2 separate regions of the Homo sapiens genome follow, and region 1 is linked to region 2. A link is a loop called in an ENCODE intact Hi-C map of the cell type or tissue named here. Cell type or tissue: Caco-2. All regions are shown on one strand. Each heading gives the region's core, and the rest is flanking DNA. Links, peaks and the distances in the headings are about the cores only. Region 1 has its middle 17 kb from the start of LINC01559. Region 2 has its middle 180 kb from the start of GRIN2B.

Evidence for each region. A loop is a pair of places that touch in the nucleus more often than their neighbours do. Peaks named below come from ENCODE experiments on the same cell type or tissue, not always from the same donor. Only the 100,000 strongest peaks of a DNase experiment are listed, where the experiment ranks them.
Region 1: a loop joins it to region 2, with 13 times the contacts of the local background. A loop is called at or near these places in 18 of 110 quality-filtered maps.

What each region holds. Positions count from the first base shown.
Region 1 is chr12:13,351,952-13,368,354 of GRCh38, forward strand. No RefSeq gene overlaps it. Among named protein-coding and RNA genes, the nearest start is that of LINC01559, 17 kb to the right of the region's middle. RefSeq lists an enhancer at 10,539-10,638. In Caco-2, for the core only: a CTCF peak has its summit at 10,497 (motif pointing right); a DNase peak (open chromatin) is centred at 10,480.
Region 2 is chr12:14,153,660-14,170,062 of GRCh38, forward strand. No RefSeq gene overlaps it. Among named protein-coding and RNA genes, the nearest start is that of GRIN2B, 180 kb to the left of the region's middle. In Caco-2, for the core only: a CTCF peak has its summit at 13,554 (motif pointing left); a DNase peak (open chromatin) is centred at 13,542.

The DNA of each region.
Region 1 (16,403 bases), core at 9,148-11,647, 810 kb before region 2:
CCTTTGATGACAGTGCTGGTCTATTGAAGCTGAGCAGCGTCAGCTTCCTTAATCCCTGTGGACATTTGAGTTATAGCCTCTTTTTAAGAGGAAGTTTTTAAGACATATATTAAATAAAGATTGTGTGCTTTGATTTTATATATGCTGTTCCATTCTTATTTCTGGTTCCTACAGTCATAATGCCCTATGATATATGTGGGATAAATGTGACTGGTCAGGTTTACAAAATTTAGAAGTTATTTAATAAGTGATTATGTAAAGTGGTTTTAATTCATCTATAGGAATTAAAAAAGAAAAAACCCAAAAAACACTGGGAACTGAAATTTCCAAAACATAAAGGGAAAGTAATGCTAAGAAAAGGAGACAACAAAATCCACAATTTGGAGATAAATTTATCCCAATGAAATAAATACAATAGAGTGATCTAAGGACAACTTTAAGGCATGTGTGCTCAGAATCTTTAGAGAGATAAAAAGAAAATATCCTTAGAAAAACAGTAAATTATGGCACAATAGAGCCAGAAATAAAGCAAAAAGAGCAAAAAAATGACAAAATCAGAACTCCTAGAAGTAAAAAAATGATAATTGAAATGGAGAAATCTTAACAGACAGGATAAATCCTATACTGGACACAAAGAGAGAATTAGTCAATTAGAAGATATTAGGAAGGAAGACATCCAAATTAGAGCAAATAAAAATATAAAAGTGTAGTTAAGAGCTGTGGATAATAGCATTTGTAATAGGAATTCCAAAAGGCAGCAGAGGAAATAACAGAGAACCCATATTGAGAGAGATGAGATAGCTAAAAATTTTCCAGAATTGAGAAAACATGGGTCCTCACACTGAAAATGCGCATAATGGGCATATAAGGGATGCCTTTAGATCTACCAGAGATGAAAAAAAAAATCCAGATCCCTTCACAAAGAAGGAATATTCTTACATGGTTAGCAGACCACTCATTAACAATAAAAAAGTCAGTGAAGTAATAATATCTTCAACGTTCTGAGAAAAAAAATGAAGATTCAATAAATTTTTAAAAATCTAGGTATAAAAATGTTCAACATTGAGGGCAACTAACTGAGCTTATGCTACTCATACCTGCCCCCAGTCCCCGGTCCTTGCTAGTAGAACTACTACCAAAGGCCTATGCCATCTAGAACTTGGGTTTTTTTTTTTTTTTTTTTTTTTTTGGAGATGGAGTTTCGCTCTTGTTGCTTAGGCTGAAGTACAGTGGTGCGATTTTGGCTCACTGCAACCTCTGCCTCCCGGATTCAAGTGATTCTCCTGCCTTAGCCTCCCGAGTAGCTGAGATTACAGGTGCACGCCATGACACCTGGCTAATTTTTTGTATTTTTAGTAGAGACGGGGTTTTACCATGTTGGCCAGACTGGTCTCGAACTCTTGATCTCAGGTGATCCACCTGCCTCAGCCTCCCAAAGTGCTGGGATTACAGGCGTGAGCCACTGCACCTGGCCAGAATTGTGGTTCTTAACTGGGAAAAAATTCTCCCTCAGGAGACACTTGACATTTCTGATTGTCATGATTTGGGAGATGTTATTTTTGTCTAGTGGGTAGAGGTGAGGGATACCACTAAAATCCTACAGTGCACAGGACACTCCACCATAAGAATTATCTCGTTTAAAATGTGAATAGTGTCACTGTTGAGAAACTCTTAGCTAAAAGACAAGAAACAATATAAACTCAGAAACTGGTACAATATATTGGTTAGTCAAATTGACTATGAGTTATTACAAAACATTAATAATGCTTGTAAAAAAGGTGGAAATAAATTTGGCAATGGGGATATTTTTGTAAAATCTGCTTGAGGTATGTTGGACATACAAAAAGCTGTACATATTTAATGTATACAATATAGTGAGTTTGGAGATCAGTATATAGCCATGAAACCAACACCACAATTTATGCCATGAACATATTCATCACTTCCAAAAGTTTCCTCCTGTCCTCTTTATTATTATTAATTTGCGTGATAAAAACACAAGTATTCCTCACTCTTGGCAAATTTTTAAGATACAATATGGTACTTTGTGTTAGTTATAGGTACTCTGTTGTACAATAAATCTCTAGGACTTTAATTTGAAATTGCTTTGCTTTTGAAATTCTCTCTTTTTAGAATTTCCCATGTGTAGAAAAGGGAGGCTTCAAAGAATCAATTTTCTTTCTTTTTTAAAAATATTTATTATTATTATACTTTAAGTTTTAGGGTACATGTGCACAATGTGCAGGTTAGTTACATATGTATACATGTGCCATGCTAGTGTGCTGCATGGTGTGCATTCAAAGAATCAATTTTCAATGCCACTTTGACCTGAAATTTCCCATTTTGTGTAACTGAAATTTTATATCTGTGACTAATTGGTGGTGGTGGAGGATTTTTAGTAGTTAGTTAAAGCACGGTAAAAATCTTTGTCTTATTAAAAAGGATAAACATAATAACTTTAGAGTTTATTAAAAATATACAATTAAATATGATTGTTAAAATTTTTGGAATATCAGAAGAGTAGACAAATAATCTAGGATAAAAATAATAACTTTAGACTTTATTAAAAATGTACAATTAAATATGATTGTTAAAATTTTTGGAATATCAGAAGAGTAGAAAACTAATCTACAGTTCCAAACCAGCAAATGAAGAAAAGTAGGACTATAGACAAATATATTAGTTTGATGAAAGTCAAGGAAAGGAATAAAATTAAGCAGAAAAGTATGGAAAACAAAAGACACAAAATAAAATAGAAATAAGTTCAAATATGTCAGTAAACACAACACATGAAAACATATTAAACTCATCTATTATTGATCTCAAAAACATGATGTTGGGCAAAAAAAGCAAGATGTATAGTAATATATATATATAGGATAATAACATCATTTGTGTAAAGATTAAAACATTATCCATTATTACATATATTTGTGTATTATTTATTTTTGAATGAATGTTGATTACAGATAAATACATGTACAGTGAATATTTTAAAACATTAAAAGAAAAGATAGAGCCAGGTGCAGTGGCTTACTTCTGTAATCCCCATGATTTGGGAGGCTGAGGCAGGAGGATTGCTTGAGGCCAGGAGTTTGAGACCAGCTTGGGCAATATGAGGAGACCCCATCTCTACAAAAAAAGCAAAAGACTAGCCATGCACTGTGGTGCACACCTGTAGTCCCTGCTACTGGGAGGCTGAGGCAGGAGGACTGCTTGAGCCCAGAAGTTTGAGGCTACAGTGGGCTATGCTCACACCACTGTACTCCAGCCTGGGAGACAGAGCAAGATCCTGTCTCAACAAAACAAAACAAAAACACCTTCAGGATAGTGGTTTGCTCTGTTCTGGGGTTAGAAGGAGAGGAATGAGACAAAAGAAACCAGGAAACTCCAATCTTTTCTGAAATATTTTATTTCAAAAAAGAAAAACTTCTGAAGCAAATATGAAGAAAAAGTTAACATTTGGATAGCCAGTACACAAATGTTCATGATATTAGCCTTCATACTTTTCTGAACATTTGAAATAAATGTAAAAATATGTCATTACAAATGGATTTAAAAATGGAATGAAAGCTGTCCTAAGAAGAGATGAAAAAAGCATACTTGATAGTAGATTTTAGAGGTAAATCTCCATTTTTTTCTGTAATGACGTTTTCTTGCAAATCTCATTGTATCACTTGTTAAAAATGTGACTAACTCATAATTATTTTAGACTGTTGTATTTAATTATATACTTATTCTCTCTCAAACACATATAAGAAATAGCATCCTAATTTATATAAAATAAACCAACAAAAACATACATAGATTCATAAGCAGACAAATACATTAGTAAAATATATCACGCATTTTTTATATATAAGCAAAATATATCACATATCACAAATATGCCTTTCCCATAGGAGAAGGCAGTGTCTTTAGGACATCATGGAAAGAAACTGCAGACATGGCACATGTAATGGGGAGAAGTCTGTTCCTGTCTCAGCTCGGACACGTGAGGCTCTGGGCAAGTTGTACTACATGTGATCTCACTAGGAGATCAGGTTCCTTGTAAAAACCAAAAGAGGTTAATAACACTTGTCTGACGGTTGAAATGATGAGGATGAAAGCACTATGCAGATTTTAAAAGCAAAGCAAGATGTCTGAAATAGAACGGGTGAGTTTCATTGGTTGTGAAAATTCAGGTAAGAGAAATGTGAATAGAATGTTTAAGCCCCGAATGGTGGGGGCATGGAGGGAGGAGATGCTTGGAAAGTAGAGGAACATTTCTACTCCCTGCTCAACATATACCTTAGGCTAAAGGGCACTAAAACTAATTTGAAGCACTCCATTCCAGAGGGCATCTCCCTACCTGCTGCTAGAATTGCGTAAAAGGCAATGATGCGGGACAGGTCAGTAAGAAATTGGCATTCATTGGAGCTGCTGGCTGATGAATTCAGACAGACCATAAAGTTTACATATATATACGTGTGTATATATATATATGGACACATGTATCAGTGGGAAGTATGCTGAGAAGGATAATTGCTTCAGAGGCTACATCTCCAAATATGCACTCAAGCTGGAGGATTAGCATAACTATCGTCTCTGAATACCTGGGGAAGTGGTAGGTGTACCAGCCACAGGCTAACTGAGTTCTCAAAAATTCTCTGGTCCCTAGCAGTTACTGCCATGCTGGTCCCTGTGGCAGCTGGGCAGCAAGTTAAATTGGTTTAATATAATTTGGAAATCTATAACACTTTTCATTTCCCTATGTATCCCAAAGCACTTAGTGTTTAAAGAAATGAAGTCAGAATTTTCTCAGGACTATAATTGGAGCAGCAAAGAAAAATAACTCAGAGAGCTGTAATGGAAGTGGAAAGAGGCCTCGCAGAAGTCCCTAGTGGTCCATGAAAAAGATGTCTAGACAATTAGAAGCCTCTAATATTCCTAACAACAACAGGTACTGAGTGATTACTATGTGACATGCACCTTGTGGAGTGCTTTATATGGATTATCTCATTTATGCTACACAACCACCCTGAGGGTGTTACTATCATGATATTGATTCTATAGATAAGGACACTGAGGCTTAGAGATCACACAGCTGATAGTCAATAGAATGGGAATGCGAACAGACCTCTGTGGCTTTCCAGAGCCCAAGCTCTTCAACATTATTCTAGTGTTTTTTTGAATCCTGGTCAGCCAAGTACCTTCGTAACTTTTGCCAAATTCAGCTGCCACCTGAGTAATTATTTATTAAATATCTGTTTAACTCACCCTGCCCCCCCTTAAAAAAAACATTTTATTAAAAGATAAAACAGAGATACAGAAAACTCCAGAAACACACATAGGGATGAATGGAGGCAAACACCTTGGTGATCACCAGCCGGGGCAAGAAACTGAACTTTGCTACCCACCTCTGAACCCTGTTCATGTGCCCTCTATCAATCAGAACCCCTCCCTTCTCCTACAAGCAACCACTCTTTTGATTTTTGGATATGTCATTTTAGTTTTTTCCCTTGCATTTCATTTTAGTTTTATTACCCCAATGTACATTTCTGAATCCTGTAGTTTAGAGTTGTTCCTTATAAAAATATATGTCTTTTAAGTATTTTTTGATCTACAGGATCTCCCTCTGTCTTTTTTACTTGCAATTTACTTGCTATAGATCTTGGCTGTTTGTCTTGTGGAGGTTTGCTCAGTCTGGATTTTGCTGATCGTATGCTCACAGTACAGTTCAACATGTTCTTCTGTCCTCCATATTTTCTGTAAATTAGCAATTGGATCCAGAGGCTTGATAGACACAGGCTCAATCCATTTGACAAAACTATTAAGTGTGGTTGAATTCTTTCAGTGAGAGGAGGCACGTAGTATCTGTCGACCTCAAAGCTTAAATCCATTCATTCATTAGCCATTCTACAGTGATGATATTCTAATTCTATTATTTCATTCTTTGCAAGTAACTAATTTCTTCTTACTACGATAAATTCATAGATTTAAACATATTTGAAGGATTTACATCTATTACAATTATTACATTTAATAAAACTCAAAATGTTCTATCTTTGGCCCACTGGAACTTACTTGGTTTGGCTCCTGAGTTCTTTTGCTATGACCCTAGTAGTGTTTGATAGTTTTCTTGCTATCTGGAATGAAAAATATTACAAGATTATCTTGTGATTTCCTGCCTCAGACTTAGAATCTACTATTTCTCCAAAAGCTCTGTTCCTCTAAGTGAAAAGTGATATTTTAAGACCATAATCTGGGCATTAAGGAGGTTTATTATTGCAGTATTGGTCATAGTTTGCAGGCATTTTCTGTGGATAGAGTTAGGAAATAAATAAATTCTGTTACATGTTTAAAAATATAAATTTACAAATATCACATGAATTCATACTGATACTTCCAATTCAAATTCAGGACTATAGAGTCTGCTTAACCTTGTCTATGTTACAGATCTCCTTTCTTCTACACTGATAATTTTGTTTCCTAAGGACATAGGAAATACCAGAATTAGAAAATCCCATGTTACTTATTTTCTTTTTCTCACATTACACATACACCAATCTCAGTGCAATAATGAGCGTGACTCTACTTTTGATGTTTGGCTGCAGACAGCTTTTAAGCCCTTTCTTCTGTCTTTTCCTCTTGCCTCTCTTCTGGGCAAACTGATAACAAAGCTTGCATACTCCCTCTCTTGACACTAGTGGAGAGTTCAAACCATGCAAGCCCCAGACCACACATGGGAATCCTCATCTCAGCCTCACCCCCAACCACAATAAAACTCCAAGCTAGTTCCCCCCCTTCCTTCCTCAGGACAGTTTTGGACCTGCTGGGAGCCTGCCTCGCATAGCACAGAAAGCCTCATGATGTAAGAAACCGTTTCATACCGATTTGATGTGTGTGTGGCAACACCCATCTCAACATTTGACCTATTAATTGGGAGGGGGATCCATCCCATCTCTAAAGGGTGACCTAAACACTTAATATAAATGTTACCATCAAAATAATTTCTAAGAGGGGTTGAAGTTGTTTTGTGTATGTACTCCCTGTTCTTGCCCCTTCATTTTTCTGTAGTTATATCTATATTGTCAGAGTTAAAGCCATTTCATACTCTATTTTTTCTTTTTCAGGACTTATTTAGTCATAGGCATTCAAGTAATTATATATTTACTATTCCAATCTGTGTACAGAAGTATCTCTAGACATTTTAGTGGTCTAAAATTTGTTTTGTAGATTTCTCAGGAAATGTTCATCAGAACAATATTCCCTGAGTTCTTGTATGTTGCTAAATATTCGTGCTCTAGTTAGAGCACTTAGAGGTTAGTTTTGTTTGATATGAAGTCTTTGGGTTATGTTTTCTTTCTTTGAGTGTATTATTAGTGTTTCTCCATTGTCTTCTACTAACTTAAAAACAAGTTAAAAAATAGATTTATTGAGATATAACATATGTGCAATAAAATCCATCAGTTTCCAGCTTCTTGAATGTATTGGAAAGGTTGCTTCATTATTGTGTCACTTTGTATGTTGTTTTATGTGAGAAGATGGAGGGTAACTTGGAATCCATTCATTGTAAGTGATATGGTCTTTTTGTCTGTCATACAGCATTGCTTGCAAAAAGTTGACAATCTAATTTTCTTTCCTTTACAAGTTATTTGCTTTTTCCGCCTACTTAATGCTCAAATAATTTTTTCTCTTTTAAAGTCAAGTAATTGTATGAATATGTGTTGTCTGTGGTTATGCTGAATTGCTATTTTCAGATATGCATTGTGTTCCTTTGATATGTAGTTAGTATTTTTTAATTACAGGGAAGGTTCCTTAGATTATAATTTATTTTGTATTTTTTATGTTCCCTTTGTTTGCTTTGGTTTCCTTCTTCAGGGATGCCTATTATCTGTGTGCTGTATTTTCTTTGTTTATTTTCAGTATTTCTCTCTTTATCTCATTTTTTTGTCTTTCTTCATTTCTGTTTTAAACATTCTCCTTATTTTCACTTTCTCTTGAAGAATTATCTGTTGTATTTATTCACCCATGTGTTCTTTCTTGTTTAGTTCTCATTTCTGAGATTTTTTTATGTGTAATTTTTTTCCTGTGTTCTGTGACCTGATTTCTAAGTTTTTTGTAGTTTTCATTTATGTTATTCTTTCATTTCCTTTTTCATGTTTTAAGTGTCTTTTAGTTAGTTTAGAAATAGTGGGTTACAAGTTTTTATCTGTTTATGGGCATGTTTTTCTGGAAAAGGTGTTATTCTGTTTTTTTATTCTTATTTTTTCTAATAATTACTTTGCGTGGGATTTAACCTCTGTCTTTTTCTCATACTCTTATTTATATAAAATTCATTTCCCAGAAATTTTAGAAAAAGCTGTGCTCGAGTCAAGATAGGTTTTCTAAATTCACAAAGCTCCCTCTTCTGTGCTTTTGTATAGTGTTAAAAAAAACAGCAGTTTGCTTTCTGAGGTCTCCTGGCTGTTAATGTTTTCTAATTTCATCTAGATATTTTTTTCCCTATTTGCTTCCATTCTGCTCAATTTTACTTCCATTCCAGGAGTTTATCTTTAGTTTGAGGTCCTCTCCTGGAAGGGATTCCTACCTAGCCAGTTTTGAGAATTTATAAAAGGTAGCCTTTTCAGTTCTCTTGGGATCTTACTGTAGTTCACTTGTACTCATCCATGATTAGGGAGGGGAAAATCACTCCTAGTTTTAGCTGTTGTTCTCAAATTGGTCTGCCAAGCTTTCTGATTAATGCTTGTGGTTATTTGGGGTTCTCCTCATGTTCTCCATTAATGTTTGGCTTTACTATCTATTTGTTTTCTTTTAGTGTGAAGATTCAGGAAGATTGAAACAACATGCTGTTGTCTTCTGATCCTCCCAGAATCTTTTACTAACCTTTCCTTTTAATTATATTTTTTTGGGGGTGGGGGAGAAAATTTGGTGTCTTGAGATAAAGTTTACTTGTAATAGAATTCACCAATGTTATGTTTCTTGAGTAATCTGAAATGCTGTTTCGCTGTTGAGTTAGTTTGTATATTGCTTTTGAGAAGTTGGAAGCTAATCTGGTATCTATTAATTTTAAATGACCACATCTTTTTGTCTGGAGTTCCAGATGTTTTAAAAAATTAAATTCAGTGTTTTAATAATTCTACTAGGTTTGTCCTAGTGCTAGCCATTTGGGGTCAAAATTTTCAAGGTACACCGTAGGTTTCTTCAATATATAAATTTAATTCTTTCCTATTTCTAGAAAGTTTTCTTGCATTATAGTTTTAAAATTTTATTCTGGTTTACTGTCTTGTTTTTCTTCTTTGAAGCCTCCATTACACACACATTGGGTCTTCCTTTATTATCTTCTACGTATCACTTTCTCTCTAATATCTTTTACCTAATTCTTTATTTTATTTTCATTTTCTTGGTTGTTTTCCCATCTCAATTTTATGTGATATATTAAAAAAATCTATTTTCACTTGAGTGCTTTCTAATCTAGTCTTCATTTCTGAGAAGACTGTCCTTTTTTTCGCTTTTCTTTCCCCAAGTTCAGCCGATTCTCATCTTATGTCATTTTCAGTTTTGCCAATTTCTATTACAAGTTTTAAATTTCTGGCTGAAGGGTACCTTTCTCCTACAAATGCTACTTTAATGATATTTAATTCATGTTGGAGCATTGTGTTACATACAGTTTTCCTCTGCTTCCTGGTTGATATTTCGGAAGGGTTTTTTTTTTTTTTAATGAGATGTTTTTATGTTCACTTTCCATTTTCTTCTTATATTAGCTTTGCTTGGATGTCTCCTGATATTTTCCATTTACATTAAAATGCCTTGGAATTTTTCCAGAGAAGCAACCACAGACGTTTATATAAAGGTGTGAGAGGAGATAAGTCTCTTTTCTTTTCTACAGTGCAGTATACTTTCTTGAATAAATGATCTCTCTTTGGGGAGAGGAAGGGTCCTGGTTTTCTGATTGTGTCTTCTATTACTTCAGTAGAAATTTTATTTTAAACTACTTCCTTCCTGCTTTCCCTTTACTCCCAAGCCACTCTAAAGGACACTACATCGGTCAGGGTCCAGTCAGAAAACTAAAGAATGCAACAGTGATTAGAAATGGAAAGCCTAATATAAAGAATTCTTAACTAGTAATAGTTGAAGATTTAAAAAGATTAAACAGGACTCTCAGAGATCGAAAAGTAGTATGTTCAAAAAAAAACCCAGCTACTACTTCTGGGCTGAGGGAAAGTGGCAGCAAAGAAACAAAGAACTTGGAAAAGCACCTTTATCCTCACAAGCCTGAGATTTAGACTTTTGTAAAGAGGAACATACAGCCTACCTATAATGACAAAGCTTGCTGGAAGGCCTGGGTCAAGTGGCGATCTAGTTGCCTGCTATAGCTGGAGCTGCTGTGGCTCATGGAAGCCACCAACAATCAGCTGCCAGGCAGGTAGAACGTTGAAGGCGCAGCTGGAGTTTCCAAGGAAGGAGCCCATTGCCTGTGTCACAAGTGGTCACTAGGTGGGGACAGAGTAGCCTGAGGGCACAGCCAGAGCTGGTTCATGAGGGCCACTAGGCTGCAATGATGAATAAAAAATGGCAGGCTAGAACCTGGAAGAGAAGTGTGTTCATGTGGTGATCACCTTGAAGTGTAATGTCAGCACCCTCTGTTGATAAAGCCTTGTGTGCCAGCTGGCAAAGGAGAAACGTCTATAGGGTCTGGCTTCAGTATTACAAAGCTGCATAGGAAAGGGTGGATTCAGAGCTGGGAGACAATAAGCTGATAAGTGGTACAGAGTCCTTCCTTTCCAGGTTGTCTTCTTCTCACCCAGAAACAGTGCCTTCCCAATGCTGCCACATTTGAAGCTATATCCTCTCAAGCACCCTTTTTTTCAATTCCCAGTTGTCGGTAGTCTTATTTACTGTCTCAGATATTTTCTCAGTATTTCTCAACTCAGGATGGGATCCTCTCTGGAGGTAAATTTGTATGTATGATGCCATCTCAAAAACATTGTACTCTCCCTTTCTTATTGTAACCCCTGACTCTGCTCTGGCATGAACTACAGTTGTGGCTCTGCTGGTTTCAGATGTGTATTTTCCCACTTATCTGAAAAATAAAGTTTGTACCTTTCTTTGTCTATTACTGTGCAAAAACACCACTTAAGTGGCATGTAGAAATAAGCATTCATTTCTTGGTTATCCATCTTCGGGTCTGCTGAGATTTGGCTGATCTAGGCTGGGCTTGGTTACAAACTGTGGGTTGGGTCCAAGTCTACAAGCCTCTCATCTTGCCCTTTTAGTGCCTACTCCATGCATGCTATATTCATAGCAAAAGACAAGAGTGTAAGAAAATAAGCCCCTCTATAGGAATACATTTCAAATATCTGTTTACAAAACATTCCATAGACCAAAGGCATATGACCAAGTTCAACAACGAGACAGAAAAGTGTTTTCCCCATAGAAGTTGGAAGAGACAGAAAGTGAATATTGGCTGAACAATAATTTGCCATAGATTTCCTTTCTATCTATAAATATCTACATACCTCCCATACTCAAAATATTCTCACTTCCATCCCAAGAGTTCTCAAAGTCTTATCAAATCATGGCATAACACTTGAAATCTAGGATCTTAGGATCTACATCAAATATGCGACTCCTCTTGATACATAGACTTTTGAACCGAGAAGGCAAGTTGTTATCTACCGCCACTCTGCACATATCCAAATATATAATGGTGGAAGAGAAACAGGTTAACTTCAGTAAAAATTCTTTGTTTTGTTTTTTTTTGTTTGTTTGTTTTTGAGACGGAGTTTCACTCTTGTTGCCCAGGCTGGAGTGCAATGGCGCGATCTCGGCTCACTGCAACCTCTGCCTCCCGGGTTCAAGCAATTCTCTTGCCTCAGCCTCCTGAGTAGCTGGGATTATAGGCATGCGCCACCATGCCCGGCTAATTTTGTATTTTTAGTAGAGACAGAGTTTCTCCATGTTGGTCAGGCTGGTCTGGAACTCCTGACGTCAGGTGATACACCCGCCTTAGCCTCCCCAAATTCTGGGATTACAGGCGTGAGCCATGGCTCTCGGCCTCAATAAACATTCTAATTTAAAAAGGGCAAGAACTGCCATCACATAGCACATAGATACTGGTTCTTAGAAATTATGAAATCCTGGTGGGCAAATACCAGATTCCACTACACTGGTGGTAAAAATGTTTCTTCATTAGGCTCTGGTGATGTCTGTGGAAGTAATCCTAAATCCATCATTCCTCACTGTTTTTGGCTCTACCCTTTGAAAGTTCCTTCTTGGTTTTTTATTTGATTTCTATCAACACCAGTGCCAAAAGTCACATACACATACTTTTTGATACATGTCTGTGTCTTTCTAGACTTAAATTGCAGCAAATTTGAACAAAATATGCTTTTATGGAATCATGTTCAAGCTTTCTAGTTGTCCCTTTATTTAGTTAAAAAGGTCTGCAGATGTTACCTTCATCTCTTTAGAGGTATAAGCAAGTATTATAGCCATACCTTTTATTTGATCTTTATCCTGAGTCATGTTTTATTGGAAGCACCCTGGGTTTGGCCTTTTCTCTGACTGAGGTTGTGGTCATAATGGCAACACCTTTGATTTATTAATTAGCACTTTTATTTTCCAAGCCTATAATATTCCTTTAAATATTGCTTGCAAACCAGTTAGTATTTTTCTGATTGAATCTCTTTCATGTAGTACCTTATCAAATGCAGCTACTAGCGATCAGCTCACACTTTCAATGATTTGCCTCAAAACTTCCTCAATCAACACTAATGTTTATTAGGTAAATATTCTGACTTGTAAGATATTGCAGGCCATATTTTCCCAAATCATTTGGCACTGCATAAGACAGATCGCTATTTTTCATTCTTATATGACAATCTCCTTATTGCAAACTTCTCAGCCCCCAAATTAATACCAAATAGTTTAAGTTTTATGGCAGCATCTCACTTCTGGTACTAATTTCTGTATCTGTCAGCCGTTGCTGCAAAACAAATAACCCTAAAACTCAGGTGCATAAAACAATAAACCTTCATCTTTCACTTACGTTTTTGCACGTTGACTGGGATTTAGCTCATCTAGCTCGTAAGGTTTGCTTACAAGCTCAGGTTGTACTTGGGTCCTCTTCAAATGTCTCTTATCCTTTATGAACCAGGTGCTAAATGAGGCATACCATACTCTTCTCATGGCAAAAGACAGGAGCACAAAAGAACTTGCTCAGCTATGCAGGCACATTTCAAGTTTTTGCCTGCATGAGTTCTCAATATGCCACTGGCCAAAGCAATTCACATCCCCACTCTTAATATCAGAGGTGATGGTTGAGATTCTTAGGGGGGAAGGAGAGAGTGAATAGTTGCTGAACATTAATCATTTAATATACTATAATCTGTCTCCTAGTTATGCTACTGTGGGCACAGGTTTTAGCTGTATTTGTTCCACTTGTCTATTTGGTTTTGGAGGGTGTATGAGAAATTTAGATTCAGGCAACTGCCATTATCTTATGGAAATGTAGAAGTTCTCTTTTTAAATCAACTTAAGCATTTCTTTTTTCTTTCTTTACTGGGCCCCAAGTAAAAATATCCCTAAATAAAAGATTTAATGTGTTAGATATATTTTTCTTTTTTTAGATTAAACAATCTTTATTTGAAAAATAGTACCTTACAATCCTAACATTATCTATCAAACTTCAATTAGAGCAATTTCAGGGTCAGCTGATGAACAGTAGCTCAACTAACAAGAGATCAGTCAGAAGTGCCTTAAAGGGAGCAGCACCGGCTGATGTTCTGCCGGGTCTCTGGGCATTTAGCACCCGGCTACCGGGAAAACAGAACCTGACAGGTGCTTGGACCCAAGCCCTCACATCATGACCCTCATGTCTCCTGGGGACCCTGGTGTCTCACAGTCCTCCTAGCACTTCTGGGGCCCTGTAGGCTGAGGGCCAAGCCTCAGGAGCCAAAGGGCCCCTCAGGAAAGGCTGGAACTTGGCCTCACAATCAGCTGGCTTCTGCCTGTTGTAGTCATTCTTTTCGGAGTGCCTGGAGCACTCTCTCAGTGGACACAGCAAGCAGCCATCCAGCCTATCTGGGCCGCTTTCTCATGGAAGAGGATTTCCCTCTGAAAACTGGAAGTCTCTTTCTTTAATTCCTGGGCCAAGTCTTGGGACATCTTGTAGCGGTCGCGGGTCTGACACACACGGTTCCAGTTGTTGTGGACCTTGCAAATTCTCTGGCCGAGATCCAGGCAGTAGGCGTCCTCCTCCGCGGGCTCCCGCTGAGGCCCCATCACATGTTCCTGGTGCAGTTCTTCTCCACTGTGCTGTGAAGCGTGTGGGATGTGCCTTGTATCGGTCACTGGGGGAAGCTCAAGAGGCTTGCTTTTTTGTGCTTTTTTCAGAAGTTCACTTAGATCCTGACGGGATGACCTGCTCATTTCATTTAGAACCCTCAAGCAGAGGGTTCGGAGCGATCAAGGACTGGCCTCCGGCATGGGCAACATGAGGCCACCACTGGCCTGAGGTGTTTGCTGGCCGCATCTTGGCTCTGGCCTTTCTGTGGACCTCACCCTGGACCAAATCCTTTTGGGTCGGCTCCTCCCTTCCTCTGCCTACATGTTTTTTTTGTTTTTTTTTTTTGAGACGGAGTCTTGCTCTGTCACCCAGGCTGGAGTGCAGTGGCACGATCTCGGCTCACTGCAAGCTCCGCCTCCCGGGTTCACGCCATTCTCCTGCCTCAGCCTCCCGAGTAGCTGGGACTACAGGCGCCCGCCACTATGCCCGGCTAACTTTTTGTATTTTTAGTAGAGACGGGGTTTCACCGTGGTCTCGATCTCCTGACCTCGTGATCTGCCCGCCTCCGCCTCCCAAAGTGCTGGAATTACAGGCGTGAGCCATCGCGCCCGGCCTTCTCCCCACATGTTGCCTCCTGACCGTAGAGGCCACCACAACAGTGCACGCCCAGATCACGCAGGGTATCCATAGATTTGCTGGCACTAGTCCCGGGCTTCTGTACATCACTAGGGCTGCTGCCCACAGGTGGGCCAGCAGCAGCTGAGTAGGCATGTCGTGGCAGGCAGCAGGCCCTCTGAGGCTCCTGGGGGCTTTGCAGTTCTACCTGCAGTTGCTAGTGGCTCGTGAGTCATGAACAAAGGCCCACCAACCGGATTAGACTGTCCATTGGACTGGGGGAAGGGGAAGCACCCCATCCCGTGTTCTAGAAAACTGTGTCCTTGATTTTGCTGGGCAAATAGAAAGTGTCATTACTTATATGATGCCTTGGGGGAGTGGAAAGAGTTCACAGCAGCCCCTAGCTCAGGCCACTCCAGGCCCCACCTGGCCCTACAGCACAGCTAGCAGGTCGACGCAGGGCCATGCCATAGCCCTGTGTCCACACACGATCCTCTCAGAGCAGCGTGCTGGCCCGTCCCTGCTGAGGCTCATTACCCTGATTTCAAGTTTCCTTCTGCTGCAGGGAAGCCTGGTCCAGTCTGCAAAGAGTCTGTCTCCCTTCCTAGATTAAGCTCCTTAAAAAAGGAACTAGGCTTTCTTTGTCTCCCTGTCCCCAGTAGCTCGCCAATGCCCAGTATACACTAGGGGCGCAGTCGCTGTTTGTCTTGTTTTCTTGTGGACTCTTCTCTAAGGACATGTCACTTTCCTCTCTTGACTTCCATATTTAGATCTGTGAATAAGAGTAAGTAGGTAAAGACACCTCTGGCTTTAAAACTCCTCCAGTATAGAGAGAACTCTGAAGCCAGAACCGGAAGCTGAGGAGTGGTGAATAGAGCGTTTTCCCCGGCATGATGAGAGGACCTATAGATCTGGCTGTTAGGGTGGTATCCTGCCAGTTGAATGCCTCTGCAGAATTTGACCCTAGTTTTCAAATCAGACTCAAGAATAATCTTTAGTGTTGGTGACTTTGTGTTGTTTTTGTGGTTGTTGTTTCTTTTGTTAAGACTTTGTTATAGACACACAGCTTCTGGAAATCTTTTTCATGGAGAGTATCGGTATGTCTTTGGCCAAATTGTGGGGGTGCAGGCTCCATCTGCTTGGCAGTTGCTGTCTGGGCCACAGCATATCTGCTGCGTCCTACTCCTCTACAGAGGTTTCTTCAGACACTGTAGCGTGACTGGCCATGTCATTTGTCACAGGTGTAAAAACAGTGACAACCGAGAGCCTGAAGCTGCTGGGATGAGTGCCCAACGCAGAATCCTGTTCCCTGGCAGGCATATTTACACTGCGCTCCAGTGCTTGGGCCTGCTCCTTCCAAGAAGACAGGATGCCAGGATGGCCGGGACTCCGCTCGCTGGGACACCATGGTCTTTGTGAGCAGCAGGCCTGAAGTGGTGAAAGCCATCATGAAGGTGAGGGTCAAGTGCTGAACGGTCACTTTAGAAAGGCAGCGGCCTGGCCTTCTGTGACAAGC
Region 2 (16,403 bases), core at 12,513-15,012:
AGATCGTGCAGCAGACGTTGCAATGAGCCGAGATCGTGCCACTGTACTCCAGCCTGGGTGACAGAGCGAGACTCCATCTCAAAAAAAAAAAAAAGAGAGAGAGAGACACCACAGGCTTAAGAAAGTAAAGAGAAGTCTTCCTCTTTCTCCTCTCTCTATGGTAGCTGAAAAAAAAAAAAGAGAGAGTGGGGAAAGAAAAGACAGCCCAATTAAAAAATGGATAAAGGACTTGAATAGACATTTATCCAAAGAAGATACACAGATGGCCAATAAACACAGGAAAAGGTGCTCAACACCATTAGTCATCAGAGAAATGCAAATCAAAACCACCAAGAGACACACTTCACACCTACTAGGACAGTTATAATCAAAAATGTGGAAAATAAGTGTTGGTGAGGATGTGGAGAAATTAGAACCCTCGTACATTGCTGGTGGGAATATAAAGTGGTGCAGATGCTATGGAAAACAGTTTGGCAGTTCTTCAAAAAATAAACACAAAATTACCACAAAACCCAACAATTCCATTTCTAAGTATATACACAAAAGAACTAAAAACAGGGACTCAAACAAATACTTGTATGGCAATGTTCTTTACAGCATTATTCACAATAGCCAAAAGATGTGGATAAGCAAAATGTAGTATATACATAGAATGGAATGTTACTCAGCCATAAAAGAAAGAATCCACTTATAATACATGCTACAACATGGATGAAGTTTGAAAACATTATGCTAAGTGAAATCAGCTAGACAAATTCCACTGGTATGAAATTCCACTTACGTAAAAGACACAATATGGTTTATAGGTTACCAGAGGATTGGGGGAGGGGAAATGGGAGTTATTGCTTAACGGGTAAAGAGTTTCTGTTTGGGTGATAAAAAAAAGTTTTGGAAATAAGTAATAGTGATGGTTGCACAATATCATAAGTGTAGTTAAGGCCACTGAATTGTCTCTCAAAAAGAATTAAAATGGCAATGTTTGTTTATAAATATTTTACCACAATAAGCAAAAAAAGAAGGGAAGAGGGGCATGGCTTGCCCCAGTTGTATGTTTAAGAAGCCTAAGGTGGCCGGGTGCAGTGGCTCATGCCTGTAATCCCAGCAGCACTTTGGGAAGCCGAGGAGGGTGGATCACCTGAGGTCAGGAGTTCAAGACAAGCCTGGCCAACATGATGAAACTCTGTCTCTACTAAAATTACAAAAATTAGCCAGGTGTGGTGGTGCACACCTGTAGCCCCAGCTACTCTGGAGGCTGAGGCAGGAGAATCACTTGAACCCGGGAGGCAGAGGTTGCAATGAGCCGCGATCACCCCACTGCACTCCAGCCTGGGCAACAGAGCCAGACTCTGTCTCAAAAAAAAAAAAAAAACAAAGCCTAAGGCAAATAATTTTTGGCTAAGTCCCCAAAAGCAATTGCAACAAAAACAAAAATTGACAAGTGGGACCTAAACTAAAGAACTGCTGCACAGCAAAAGAAACTATCAACAGAGTAAACAGACAACCTACAGAATGGGAGAAAATATTCACAAACTATGCATCTCACAAACATCTAATATTCAGAGTCTATATGGAGCTAAAACAAATCAACAAGCAAAAAACAAATAACCCCATTAGAAAATAGGCAAAGGACATGAACACTTTTCAAAAGAAGACATACAAGAGGCCAACAAACATGAAAAATGCTCAGCATCACTAATCATCAGAGAAGAGCAAATCAAAACCATAATGAGGTACTATCTCAGACCAGCCAGAATGGCTATTATTAAAAGTCAAAAAATGGCCAGGCGCAGTGGCTCACGCCTGTAATCCCAACACTCTGAGAGGCCAAGGCGGGCGGATCACTTGAGGTCAGGAGTTCGAGACCAGCCTGGCCAACGTGGTGAAACCACATCTCTACTAAAAATACAAAAATTAGCTGAGCATAGTGGCACATACGTGTAATCCCAACTACTTGGGAGGCTGAGGCAGGAGAATCGCTTGAACCTGGGAGGCGGAGGTTGCAGTGAGCTGGGATCGCACAACTGCACTCCACCCTGGGTGACAGACCAAGACTCCCTCTCAAAAAGAAAAAAAAAAAAAAAAAGGTCAAAAAACAACAGATGCTGACAAGGCAGCAGAGAAAGAGGAACACTTAGACACTGCGGGTGGGAATGTCAATTAGTTTGGCCACTATAGAAAGCAGTTCGGAGATTTCTCAAAGAACTTAAAACAGAGATACCATCTGACCCCACAACCCCATTACTGGGTATATACCCAAAGAAAAGTAGATCATTACACCAAAGGACACATGCACTGGTATGTTCATCACTGTGCTATTCACAATAGCAAAGACATGGAATCAACCTAGGTGCCCATCAATGGTGGATCAGATAAAGAAAATGTGGTACATATACACCATGGAATGAATACTACACAGCCATGAAAAAGAATGAAATCATGTCCTTTGCAGCAACATGGTTGGAGCTGGAGGTCATTATCCTGAGTGAATTAATGCAGGAACAGAAAACCAAATACCACTTGTTCTCACTTATTGGTGGGAACTAAACATTGAGCACACACGGACAAACATGGACACTGTGGACTACTAGAGAGGGGAGGCAAGGGAAGAGTGGTGTGTGAGTTGAAAAACTACCTATTGGCTACTATGCTCACAACCTGGGTTCAAACCTGCACATGCACCCTCCACATTTAAAATAAAAGTTAAAATTTAAAAATTAAATAATGCAAACATATAGGAAGAAGGAGGAGGAGGAGGAAGAGGAAGAAGAGGAGGAGGAAGAGGAGGAAGAAAAAGAAGGAGAAGGAGGAGGAGGAGGAGAAGAAGCCACCGCCTAAGGCCACTGGGCTTGCTGACCTGCCCCAGAGCAAGAGAAGGAGCACCAAGGAGCAGGACTCAGGGGTATAGCTCGATGGGGGAGGGGCACAGATGATTCCCTTGGGTCTCTGTTTCCTGAGGCATGCAGAAGATGGATTCTACAATTTGCTGCAGACCCTCAGTAGGGAACCTTGGAGGACAGATGTCCTCAATACCAATGCCAACAGAGCACCTGGGATGGAGCCTTATCAGGAGCATCTAAAGTCATTCCCAGTACTACCAGTGGCAAACCACTACCCTTCAAGCAACCAGCCAGACAGTGAGAATGATTAAAAGAAACGTGGGGAGGTGCCACCATCTGCATCCCTCAGCCTTGTTCCTGACTCAGTCTCAGGGAGGTAAGCAATGGAGGAAGGAGGGAGATGGAAAGAGCAGGTGATGACAGCCACCCTGTTGACCTAAAGAAAGAAATAAAGGCACAATTAACATAGAGAGTTTATTTGCGCCAAGGTTGAGGATGGCTACCTGGGACACACATTTAAGCTGCCTTGAGGAGTGCTTCTATTTAGTCTTTGTTACAAGCAGGTTTTTAAAGGCAAAAGGGGAGAAGGAGTGGGCAGATACAAAGTTGTTAGACAGGAATTCTCACTGATTTATGGAATTAACATTGGTTAGTGATTGGCTTTACGTTGTTGAACTACAGTGTATGAGTTATGATGTCCAGTGCAATGCATTTTATGGCTACTTGGCATCAGTTACTCTAGAGCCCACAGAGCAGGTGGCTTTAAGATGAAATGATTTAGCTCAAAGGGAAGTGAAACATGACTGCTGTCACACACTGTCACAATTCAATGCTTCACTGGGCCTGATAATTAAAGAGGGTTCACTCCCTTCCTCTAGGCCCCTGAAACCTGAACTGGAGAGAGGAGTGAGAGAGCTTTGAATTAAGCATCAGACAGATGTTTGTTATGATTTGAATGTATGCATCCCTCCAAAATTCATATGTTAGCAGCTAATACACAAGGTGATGGTATTAGAAAGTGGGGCCATCGGAGGGTGATTAAGTCATAAGGACTTCACCTTTATGAATGAGATTTTGTGCTTACAAAAGGGCTTGAGGAAGTGAGTTTGCCCCTTCTTCTCTTCTGCTATGTGAGGACATAGAGTTTGTCCTCATCAAAAGATGCAGCAACAGGGCACCATCTTGAAAGCAGAGAGAGAAATTTTACCAGACATCAAATCTGAGAGATTTGTTTGGTGTTACGTATAGATGATGTCTGGTAATTAATGAGACAACAGAATGTTGTAGGATTTGCTGTCTTGGCTACTGTAACTCATACTACACATCTACAAGACTGTTGTTTAAATAAAATGTAGATAATTAATTCTCAATTTGCTTATAAACTGAGTAATGTTGTACTATAATGTGAACCCAAGAACATGTTGGAAAACATCCACTGAAAAATATATAACACTAAGAAAATTGCTGTGATAACAAACCTACAATTCTGGCCAAATAGAGCAGATATGTTGTTATTTGTGGTAAATCTAATAAAGCAGGTTATTTGAGCTTATTTGTGTTGCTACTGTAGAAAGTAGAATCTCCACTCTCTCAAAAATGTTTAACCAGTATATACAAAGTAATTCGTCACCAAAAGCAACTGTCTTATTTTAATATTCAAATTTTCTGCTTGTTTCTCCTTTACTAAATTTAAAACTCTTTATTGAATACATTCTCAGAGCAATTCTACTTTCTACCAAATCTGCCAGCAACTTGGTCTTGGACTTCCCAGCCTCCAGAACTGCGAAAAATATATTTCTTTTTCCGTTTTTCTTTTTTCTTCTTTCTTTTTTGAGATGGAGTCTTGCTCTGTCAGCAAGCTGGAGTGCAGTGGCGTGATCTCGGCTCACTGCAACCTCCACCTCCTGGGTTCAAGCGATTCTCCTGCCTCAGCTTCCCGAATAACTGGGACTACAGGCACGTGACACTATCCCCAGCTAATTTGTGTATTTTTTAGTAGAGATGGGGTTTCACCATGTTGGCCAGGATGGCCTCAATCTCTTGACCTTGTGATCTGCCTGCCTCTGCCTCCCAAAGTGCTGCGATTACAGGCATGAGCCACTGCGCCTGCCCATATTTCTGTTATTTATAAATTATCCACTCTCAGTATTTTGTTATAGCAGCAGGAACAGATTAAGATAATGTTTTAAAATGAAGAGGACTAGGGCTCACAAACTGAAACAAGACTATTCTGAATAGCCCAAAGTGACCAAAGTAAAAGAAATCAGACTGAACTACCATTAAGGGAGCTGGTTCCCAAGAGAAAGTGGTGACTTGGCAGAGAAAAGTTGGTGGAAGTTATTGGACAAATCAATCATTCAGATTTACACCACAATGAGTTGAGTCAGTTTTAAAAACAAGTTGCATAATGTGGAGATGTGTGCCAGTGTCCCCCAGTATGCTTTCTACCGATTCTTTTATAGATTTGCAAATAGATTTGCAATTCTCAGCTGAGCAAATGTCCACTGAGAATCAAGAATACACTTTCTATCCTGCATTGCAGCTAGGTCTGAACATTTGACTAATTCTAGACAATGGAATATACATGGAGACACCCTGTAGTTTGGAGACCTCCTTTAAAAGCCATGATCTAATACCCTTTGCTTTCCCCATCCACTTTCTTCTTCAAGCATTCTTACACACTACTTCTTAAGATGTGAAGTTAGTGACTGGAGCTATAGCTAGCGTTTGGGATCATGAGGATAATGGTCACAGCCTCAAGATGACAGAAGCGCAACTAAGAATTCAGAATTCTTGGAAAATTTTCAAAGTAGAAAAATCACACCAGCCCTGGTCAGCCTACCTCCTTCTACTTGAAAAAGGAAAAAAAAATCTCTATTTTTAAAGCCACTGTCATTTTAGGCCTCTGTAACACAGCTGAACCTAATTTTATATGAAATATATACAAATTATATTATCACAAATAATCTATAAGTTCAAACATAAAGAAAAAAAGAACTATATAGTACCTCTTCACCTCAATTTAGTCAAAATAACATAGACACTAAAACCAACATTTATGGAGACCTTATGCAAGGAATTTTACCAATGGCTTCATATGCATTATTTCTTTCATTTTCTTAGTAACAGCTCTATAAATGTGTAACATTGTATACATCTTAGAGATGGAAAAGTGAAGACTTAAAGAAGTTAAATAATTTGCCCGAGGTCACACGGCAAGTATGTGTAGAATCATAATAAAAATCTACTCTTGGCCGGGCCTGGCAGCTCACACCTGTAATCTCAGCACTTCGGGAGGCCAAGGTGGGTGGATTGCTTGAGCTCAGGAGTTTGAGACCAGCCTGGGCATAACAGTGAACCCACCTCTACAAAAAATTAGCTGGGCATGGTGGTGTGCACCTGTAGTCCCAGCTACTCAGGGGGCTGAGGTGGAAGGATCACTTGAGCCTGGGAATTTGAGGCTGCAGTGAGCCATGACCATGCCACTGCACTCCAGCCTGGGCAACAGAGCAAGACCCTGTTTCCAAAAAACAAACAAACAAACAAACAAACAAACAAAAATACCATTCTATCTTACTCCTCTAAAGTCATGCCATTAGCCACTGTACGTTACACCTGCATAGAGGTTCTTCTGGCAAAGATTTATTCATATGGAGATCTTAGACAAATTGAACCACAATAAAATTTCGTAGAATTTTAATAATCTATAAATGAGGGATTTGTTTGATGTTAGATATAGGTGATGTTTGGTAATTAATAAGACAACAGAATGTTGTAGGATTTGCTATCTTGGCTGCTATAACTCATACTACACGTCTACAAGACTGTTGTTTAAATAAAATGTAAGTAATTAATTCTTAATTTGTTTATAAACTGAGTAATGCTGTACTATAATATGAACCCAATAATATGTTGGAAGACATCCACTGAAAAATATATAACACTAAGAAAATGCTGTGATAACCAACCTACAATTCTGGCCAAATAGAGCAGATAAGTTACTTGTGATAAATCTAATAAAGCAGGTTATTTGAGCTTATTTGTGTTGCTATTGTAGAAAGCAGAACTTCTCTGAGAATGTATTGAAGAATGAGTTTAAATTTAACGAAGAAGGTGAAACAAACAGAAAATTTGAACATTAAAATAAGACAGTTGCCTCTGGTGACCAGTTACTTTGCATATACCAGTTAAACGTTTTTGAGAGTGTAGAGATTCTAATTCACTGGCGTTACTTCAAAAAACTACATTTAGGAATACTCCTCAGAGAACCAATAATTACTTACGTTGGGCCCACCCCATAGTAAAAGACTTGACACAGTGTAGATGTTTAATATATATTCGATAATGAAAGAACAGATGAGTGGAGATGAATTGATGGTGGTTAGGTAGATAAATGAGTAGATGGTTGAATAAATAAACATAAATTGTGCTTTATCAGTTTCAAGTAATTTTTACAGGGATTATCTCACTTGATCCTCAAAAGCATGCTGATAGTAGGTAAAAGAAGTGAGATTATTCTTACTTAAAAAATAAAACATTGGTTCCAAAATTTTGAGAGATTTACCTAGATTGACTTACTATGTGAATCCTTGTCTCCCATAAACGTAAGATAATTTAGCTTGTTTACTGTTTGAGGAAAGGAAGGAGGAGAAGAGGGTCAGGAGAGGGAGGGGGGAGGAGGAGAAGAGGAGGAGGAAGAGGAGGAGGAGAAAAATACCTGTGTTATGATGTATTTCTTGAACAGGCCATGATACTTCACTCTCACATGCCTATATCAGATTGTATTTTCCAAAGGTAGTCACAGTAATATCTCCTTACAACGTGACTTAACGCTCTTCCCATTGAGATGTGGAGTCTTTGTTCTCAATCCTTGAATCTGGATTAGTTTAAGACTATAGACCTGGCGCGATGGCTCACGCCTGTAATCCCAGCACTTTGGGAGGCCGAGGCAGGTGGATCACCTGAAGTCAGAAGTTCAAGACGAGACTGGCCAACATGGTGAAAACCTGTCTCTACTAAAAATACAAAATTAGCTGGGCATGGTGGCATGTACCTATAATCCCAGCTATTCGTGAGGCTGAGGCAGGAGAATGGTTTGAACCCAGGAGGTGAAGGTTGCAGTGAGCCAAGATCATGCCACTGCACTCTAGCCTAGGCAACAGAGAAAGACCCCATCTCACAAAAAAAAAAAAAAAAAAAAAAGACTATGGTCTTTTTTCACGTATGAGCTATGTGACTTCTTAGGCCAGATCATAAAAGGTGATATGGCTTCTGCTTGAAGTACTTGAAACATTCACTCCTGAAAACAGCTACCATCCTATCATGCTGTAAGGACCTCCCACAGTCCCAAGCCTGGCTGAGCTCCCAGCCTATAGCCAGGACCTATAGACAGGACCAACTTGTGAGTAAATCAATGTGAAGGTGGATTCCCCAGGCCCGAGTTCGGCTGCCTCCACTGAAATAAGCCATTCCTGCCTAGCTCTGCTCAAATTACAGATTCACAACCAAAATAAATTATTGCCATTGTCTCAGGCCATTAAGTTTTGGGTGGTTGTTACATAACAATACCTATCGGTAAAAATGTATGTTTACTGTTTCCATTGTTTCACATGTTTTTCTTCTTCTTGTCTACTTAGAAAATGCCTACTCAGGCCAGGTGCAGTGGCTCACACCTGTAATCCCAGCACTTTGGTAGACTGAGGCAGGTGGATCACCTGAGGTCAGGAATTCAAGACTAGCCTGACCAACATGGAGAAACGCCGTCTCTACTAAAATTACAAAATTAGCCTGGCGTTGTGGCACACGCCTGTAGTCCCAGCTACTCAGGAGGCTGAAGCAGGAGAATCAATTGAACCCGGGAGGCAGAGGTTGCAGTGAGCCGAGATCGCGCCATTACCCTCCAGCCTGGGCAACAAGAGTGAAACTCCCTCTCAAAAAAAAAGAAAAAAAGAAAAGAAAAGAAAATGCCTATTCATAGGCCAGGCGCGGTGGCTCACTCCTGTAATCCCAGCACTTTGGAAGGCTGAGATGGGCGGATCACCTGAGGTCAGGAGTTGAAGACCAGCCTGGCCAACATGGTGAAACCCCATCTCTACTAAAAATACAAAAAATTAGCCGAGTGTGGTGGCAGGCGCCTGTAATCCTAGCTACTCAGGAGGCTGAGGCAGGAGAACAGCTTGAACCCGGAAGGTAGAGGTTGCAGTGAACTGATATCACGCCACTGCACTCCAGCCTGGGAGACAGAGAGAGACTCCATCTCAAAAAAAAAAGAAAAGAAAAGAAAAGAAAATGCATATTCATTCTTTAAAACCCAGATCAGTAATACATCTAGACCACCTTCTCTTATACTGTCTCATTCTCCAATAAATGTAACATCCTTTCTCTGTGTAGCTCCTGTGTATCTTAAATCTCTCTCTAGGATTGCATTAAAAATGTTGCACTCAGCCAGGCACGGTGGCTCACACCTGTAACTCCAGCATTTTGGGAGGCTGAGGCAGGCAGATCACAGGGTCAGAAGATCGAGACCATCCTAACACAGTGAAACCCCGTCTCTACTAAACATACAAACAATTAGCCGGGCGTGGTGGCGGGCGCCTGTAGTCCCAGCTACTCGGGCGGCTGAGGCAGGAGAATGGTGTGAACCTGGGAGGCAGAGCTTGCAGTGAGCAGAGATAGTGCCACTGCACTCCAGCCTGGGCGACAGAACGAGACTTCGTCAAAAAAAGAAAAAAAAAATTGCACTCTACACCTGGCATATACCAGGAACTCGGTAAATGTTTTCCAACTAATCAAATTGAATTTGGTGAACAAAAATGTGCAGGTGGTGCTGTACTTAACCAATTCCTGCTGACGTTGGATGGCCCCAACCATTACCACTGTCATTAATCCTGTCTCTACACCACCACTGTTACATTGACCTCATGGTTCTACTCACTAGCCTGCACACTGCTCTCCCTTCCATCCAGCCAACGATGTTTGATTTAATATGGGGAGCTACTCTTTTTTTTTTTTTTTTGAGACGGAGTCTCCCTCTGTCGCTCAGGCTGGAGTGCAGTGGTGCGATCTCGGCTCACTGCAAATTCCACCTCCCAGGTTCACGCCATTCTCCTGCCTCAGCCTCCTGAGTAGCTGGGACTACAGGCACCCGCCACCACGCCAGGCTAATTTTTTTGTATTTTTAGTAGAGATGGGGTTTCACCATGTTAGCCAGGATGGTCTCGATCTCCTGACCTCGTGATCCGCCCGCCTCGGCCTCCCAAAGTGTTGGGATTACAGGCATGAGCCACCGCGCCCTGCTAGGGAACTACTCTTTCCTCACTACTTTTATGACTTTGTTAGCGGCATCTCTTTTCTCTCCATCCCCTTTAGGTCTCTCACTTATAGCATTTTTTAATTAGTTCCCTTGGGGCTAATAACTGCAAGATATTTGAATGGCAACATTTTCTCCAAGAGCCCAAATGTTAATTCCAATGTCATCTTTGTTATTTCCCCCAACTTACTAAATAGGGTTCCTGGCGGCCAGCTTGGAGTGCCAAAATCCCCTGGCTGAAGAAACCTATTAGGCCTCCATTGCTTCCAATCTGTAGATTCCACTTAGATTTATTTGTAGAATTAATTACAGAAACTGTTTTATTCTTTTATATATATGACTTTTGTAGTAGTGTCTACCTGGGATATCTCAGTTTGCTGAGGTCACAAAGCCACTTGTTAAGATGTGATAGGACTATACTCAGATAGTACAGTGACATCACTAAACCTAAGGCTTACGGGAACCTAAGCCTCCATCATTTTCCTCCCACTTTTTGCCACACTCTAGCAGAGGTTTATTCAAGTTAGTATCTCTACTTCACTGGGAAGGATTGGGATTCAGCATTTTCATATTTTTCTCTTTGATTAACCATTCCCCCACTCAAGACTGGCATTTCCTGTTTCGGTTGGGCCTGTTTAGACACATGTTGCTCAGCACAGCTGGTTGGGCATTTGCAGTCCAAGTGATTATCCTTGCACTTTTATATGGTGGCAGCATGCTGCAACAGGAAGCACGATGAAACTGCAGGCAGAAGGCCTGGGTTCTGGTCCTAGTTTTCTCATTAAATACCAATATGACCGGCCGGGCGTGGTGGCTCACGCCTATAATCCCAGCACTTTGGGAGGCCGAGGAGGGCGGATCACGAGGTCAGGAGATCGAGACCATCCTGGCTAACGCGGTGAAACCCCATCTCTAATAAAAATACAAAAATTAGCCAGGCATGGTGGCGGGCGCCTGTAGTCCCAGCTACTCAGGAGGCTGAGGCAGGAGAATGGTGTGAACCCGGGAGGCAGAGCTTGCAGTGAGCCGAGATCGTGCCACTGCACTCCAGCCTGGGTGACAGAGCAAGACTCTGTCTCAAAAAATAAATAAATAAATAAATAAATAAATAAATAAATAATACCGATATGACCTTGAATAAGTCATTTCATTCTTCTATGTCTCCATTTATCTGTAAAATGGGGAAATCCAAAACATACCATCTCTAGGGACACTTTCAGAAATAACATTGGATGCTTCTACACTTTACTTGAAAGGCACTTTATTCATTCAATGCCTTTTCAAAGTACTTCTATAAAAAAGAAATTTCAGGGCCAGGAGCAGTGGTTCACATCTATAATGTCAGCACTTTGGGCAGCAGAGGCAGGAGGACCCCTTGAGCCCAGGAGTTCAAGACCAGCCCGGACAACATAGTGAAACCCTGTCTGTACAAAATAAAAAGTTTTTAAAATTTGCCAGCCATGAAAGCTCACATCTGTAGTTCCAGCTACTTGGGAGGCTCAGGTGGGAGGACTGCTTGAGCCCAGGAGGTTGAGGCTGCAGTGGGCCATGATTGTGCCACCATAGTCCAGCCCAGGCAACAGAGCAAGTCCCTGTCTCTAAAAAAAAAAAAAAAAAAAAAAACAAAGAAAAAAATATTTTTTAAGAAATCTCAGAGCCACCTTATAATCAGAACACAGAATGATATGGTTGGAAGTCATGCTTTATAGAATTCTGATTTTTTATATATTTATATAAAAACATCTTGTATGATTATCCAGAATAGCATTGCCAACTCATCAAGCTTTCAGGGACGAGAGAGAGGGTGAGTACATTGCTTCTGCTAGAGTTGAAATTAATAGCTCTGGGCTGGGCACTGTGGCATGTGCCTGTAATCCCAGCACTTTGGGAGGCTGAGGTGGGCAGATCACTTCAGGCCAGGAGTTCGAGACCAGCCTGGCCAACATGGTAAAACCCCATCTCTACTAAAAATACAAAAATTAGCTGGGCATGGTGGCACACACCTGCAATCCCAGCTACTCAGGAGGCTGAGGTGGGAGAATCGCTTGAACCTGGGAGGAGGAGGCTGCAGTGAGTCAAGATCATGCAACTGCACCCCAGCGTGGGTGATACAGCAAGACCCTGTCTCAAAAACAAGAAAAAAAAAGAAAGAAATTAACAGCTCTGAACCCTACCAAAGACAGCAAAAGGAACTCTATTTTCCCCTCAAGCCCAGCATAGAATTTGTTATCTACCTACAATGGTTGGTTTTTATGTGTCAACTTAGCTAGGCCACTGTACCCAGATATTTGCTCAAACACATCTGGAGATTCTGTGAAAGTATTTTTAGATGAGATTAACATTTAAATAAGTAAACTCTGAGTAAAAGCAGATTACTCCCCATAATGTGGGAGGGCCTCATCTAATAAGTTGGAATCCTTAAAAAAAAAAAAAAAAAAAAAGACTGAGATCCCCTAAGGAAGACGGAATTTTCTGCCAGCAAACTACCTTTAGGCTCAAGCTGCAAAAATCAATTCTTCCCTGGGTCTCCAGCCTGCTGGTCTACCCTATGGATTTTGTACTTGCCTATCATGGGAGTATATATATACACACACACATATATATGCATACATATATTTATATATAGGCATCTATATATTTATATATGCATATATATTTATATATAGGCATCTATATATCTACATATATGCCTATATATATTTATATATAGGTGCATATATATATATATATAGGCATATATATATATATATTTAGAGAGAGAGAGAGAGAGAGATCCTTTCGTTCTGTTTCTCTGGAGAACTCTTCCTGGACATAGAGGAAAATCTCATCCTGCCCTTATCCCCTCCCTTTATCCCATGAAGTTCTATTCCCCTGCCAGAAGATCCACTCACCTCAATAACAAATGCAACTGAAAGGGATCAATAAAGTGCCATGCACATGTTTGTTAACATAATAACAGTTATCATCATCATCATTATTGTCATTTTAGTCAGACCATTTGAGAAACTAGACGTGGGGCCAACTGCGTATGCCCAGTATTATACAATGTGAAAGCCTGGGGTCTCTAAGGGAAGGCAGACCACACAGGGCAGGGGGCTATTGTGCTTTGCTTCCACAACCCACAACCCAGCCACACATCAGATTATTGAAACCACTCCTGCGAAAGAACAAAATTGGTTGATTATGCATTCATCCCACATAACTCTTGGCTCTAGCAATTCTCTACACCTCCGGAGATCTCTCATCTTCCTCTTCATCTACATTATCCAGAAAAGAAAAAAAGCCAGCTGTCAGAGGGAGTAATCTTTTTAGCACTTTTCCAATCAAAACCAGCCTTTGCTGACTTCCCCTGACTTCCTAGAATAAATCCTGCCTGGTCCCCAAAAAGCCTGATGGCTTTTTAGTGCACTGGCTCCACCTAGTGACTGCTAGAGAGAATGCACCCAAACTTTCTTGGTTTGGATCGAGGTTACAGAATTGACAGCTAAAAAGTCAGACAAGTTATTCACGATAGCCAGACGTTGATTTGAATTCCAAAGACTTCTGAGAAACACTGTATATAGCTCATTTTAGGAGTACCTAGCATAAGGTTAAGAGTATGTATTTTAAGTTCAGGTGTCTCTGAGTGCAAAATCTTGTTCAGCCTCCTACCACATTTTGCCTATATGACTTTGGACAAGTCATTTACCTTATTTAAGCTTTAAGGCACTTATTTGTAAAAACTGAGTTAATTGTGAATACTTACTAGAAATTTTGTAATAATTAATATAGATAGATAGTAGATGGATAGAGTGCTTAATAGACTACTTCATCCATAATAAACAATCAATAAACCATAGTTATTTCTATTAGCTACTTGGAAGACTTCCATAGAATATCCATTTCTCTGTGGGTCGATGCTTCTTACCCTTTTAACTGAGCTAAATAGGAGATTATGATCAATTTTTAAAGGCTACTTTAACACAATTTGAGTCTGATAGATACAGATTTCCCTGCAGGAATTATGTATTCTTTGCCATGCTACTGCCTAGAGAGTAAATATTCTATTTTATTTATTTATTTAAGACATAGTCTCACTCTGTTGCACAGGCTGGAGCGCAGTGATGCAACCATAGCTGACTGCAGCCTGGAACTCTTGGGCTCAAAGAATCCTCCTGCTTCAGCCTCCCGAGTAGCTGGGACTACAGGCGTGTTCCACCACATCAGGTTAATTTTTTTACTTTTTGTAGAAATGGAGTCTTAGTATGTTACCCAGGCTGGTCTCAAACTCCTGGACTCAAGCAATCCTCCCATGTAGGCCTCTCAAAGAACTAAGATTATAGGAGTGAACCACCATCGAGCTATAAATATTCTAGTGATTCAAGAAAGGCACTCAATTTTTTAATTAAATGTGTGTCACATATGCTCCTTTGTTTGGTACTTAGATGGAAGTTCAAAGTTCATTCTTAAATCTGAGACCTTGGGAATATAATCTTTTAAATTATCTCCTATATCTGTTCTCAAAATAAATCAACAAAATAATTTTGGGTCTTTCTTGAATGCAAAACCGAAAGCACTTTTTAAAGAGTGAGGAGGATCTGTTAGATGTTAAAGCACACCTGTTTAAGGTTGGCCATAATGTACCTTTGCTCAATCTCATAACCAAGTCTGACTTCCAGAATCCCTTAGTTTGTAACACCGCTGTCAACAGATGAACCCAGCCCTGCTCCTAGCCCTGTTCTTCCTTTTTGTTGGTTCCTAAGAAGCATATATTTTGTTTATAGTCCCATATTTCCCTATCCTTCATTCTGGATATAATTTTTCCACAAGGAAAAAGTATTTGTAGTATAAAGGACTGAATTAAGATCCATGGAATTTGCAAGCTTCTCTCAACTGAATTGATTCAAGTCATGAAACCATATACAAGTCACAGCCTAAGTCTCAGTTTTGTATTTGAAAAATGGTGATACCTCCCCATCTTACCCTACAAAGTTATGGTGAATATAATAAATTAGTGTAAGTAAAAGACCTATGTACATTACAAGATACTATACGAATATGAAACTAGCGCTTCCAGCTCAGGGTGAACACTACTAGTTTAAAATCCATTCCCAATCTTTTAAGTATGGAAACCCTCATGTGCCAGTTACTGTATTTTTACTGTATTTTACTGTAGTGATTGAGAAAATATAAGTTTTCATTTGGATTTCCATTCCCTCACAATAATTCCAAGGTCTCTCAAAGTGTCCTGGTCAGATACTTAGAATCACTGCCTAAATCAATAAGGAGATTAACCAAAGTTGGCCTCAACACACTGGGCTGCAGAATTTTTTCTTGTTTTCTGATTCCTCTAAACCAACTACTTTCCTTTCCTAAAGGTTTTCTATCACTTGCTAGGACTCCTGGTCCCCCTTCTTCTTTGCTGCTTTCTGGGATACTAGCCCATCTGTCACTTCTTCTGAAACTACTGATTATAAATTCCTAACAGTTATTCATAGTTAAACCTATATAAGTATACACCTCAAAAGAAGAAAACAAAATTGATGTCACACATTGAGATGGAAAGATCTGATTCCAAAGTACTGGTAAAAAGTACAAAAATACTCCCCTCCCCAGTCCTTGAGTTATTAATCATCTTGAGGTTGCAGTACTTAGACATCTGTTGGATAAAAGAACAGATTAGAGGGAGGCAAGGAAATCTGCCAAGACCTGAGGCAGATGCTTCCTCTTAGACTTGGACCTCGTAGCAATGCGACATGTTCTGACTCTTTTCTCAGATCTAAGTTTTAACATCGCATTTCTCCAATGTATTGGAACAGCTCCAGTAGAGGTAGAACTTGAACATAAGGAGTCCCAGGAATTATTGGGGCTACTTCATTCATTTATTCAAAAGAATTAATTGAGAGCCTACTCATTTAGCCTTGAATTATTCTAGGGCTGGAGATTTAGAAATAAAAGACATGCATTCAGGTGGGCAGGAACATCATTCATGACAGTGACTGAGTAAAAAGTGTTGAAAAAGAAATCAGCCCATGGTTTAAGCTCAAAGAACCAGCTGACTACAAGTCTTGTGCCTATGACTGGGCCTATGAATAACAGGTGGACACAGCAGCAGTCTCCTTCAGCACTGCTTGGTGTGTCCCTTGATACGGCTCTTCATTCCACTGACATGGAAGCAACAGGATTGATCATTATTTTCTAGAGCATATTTACCAATTAAAGCCATTGGAAACTGGAAAAAAGGATTATATATGCATATCAACCTTCAAATAGCATAC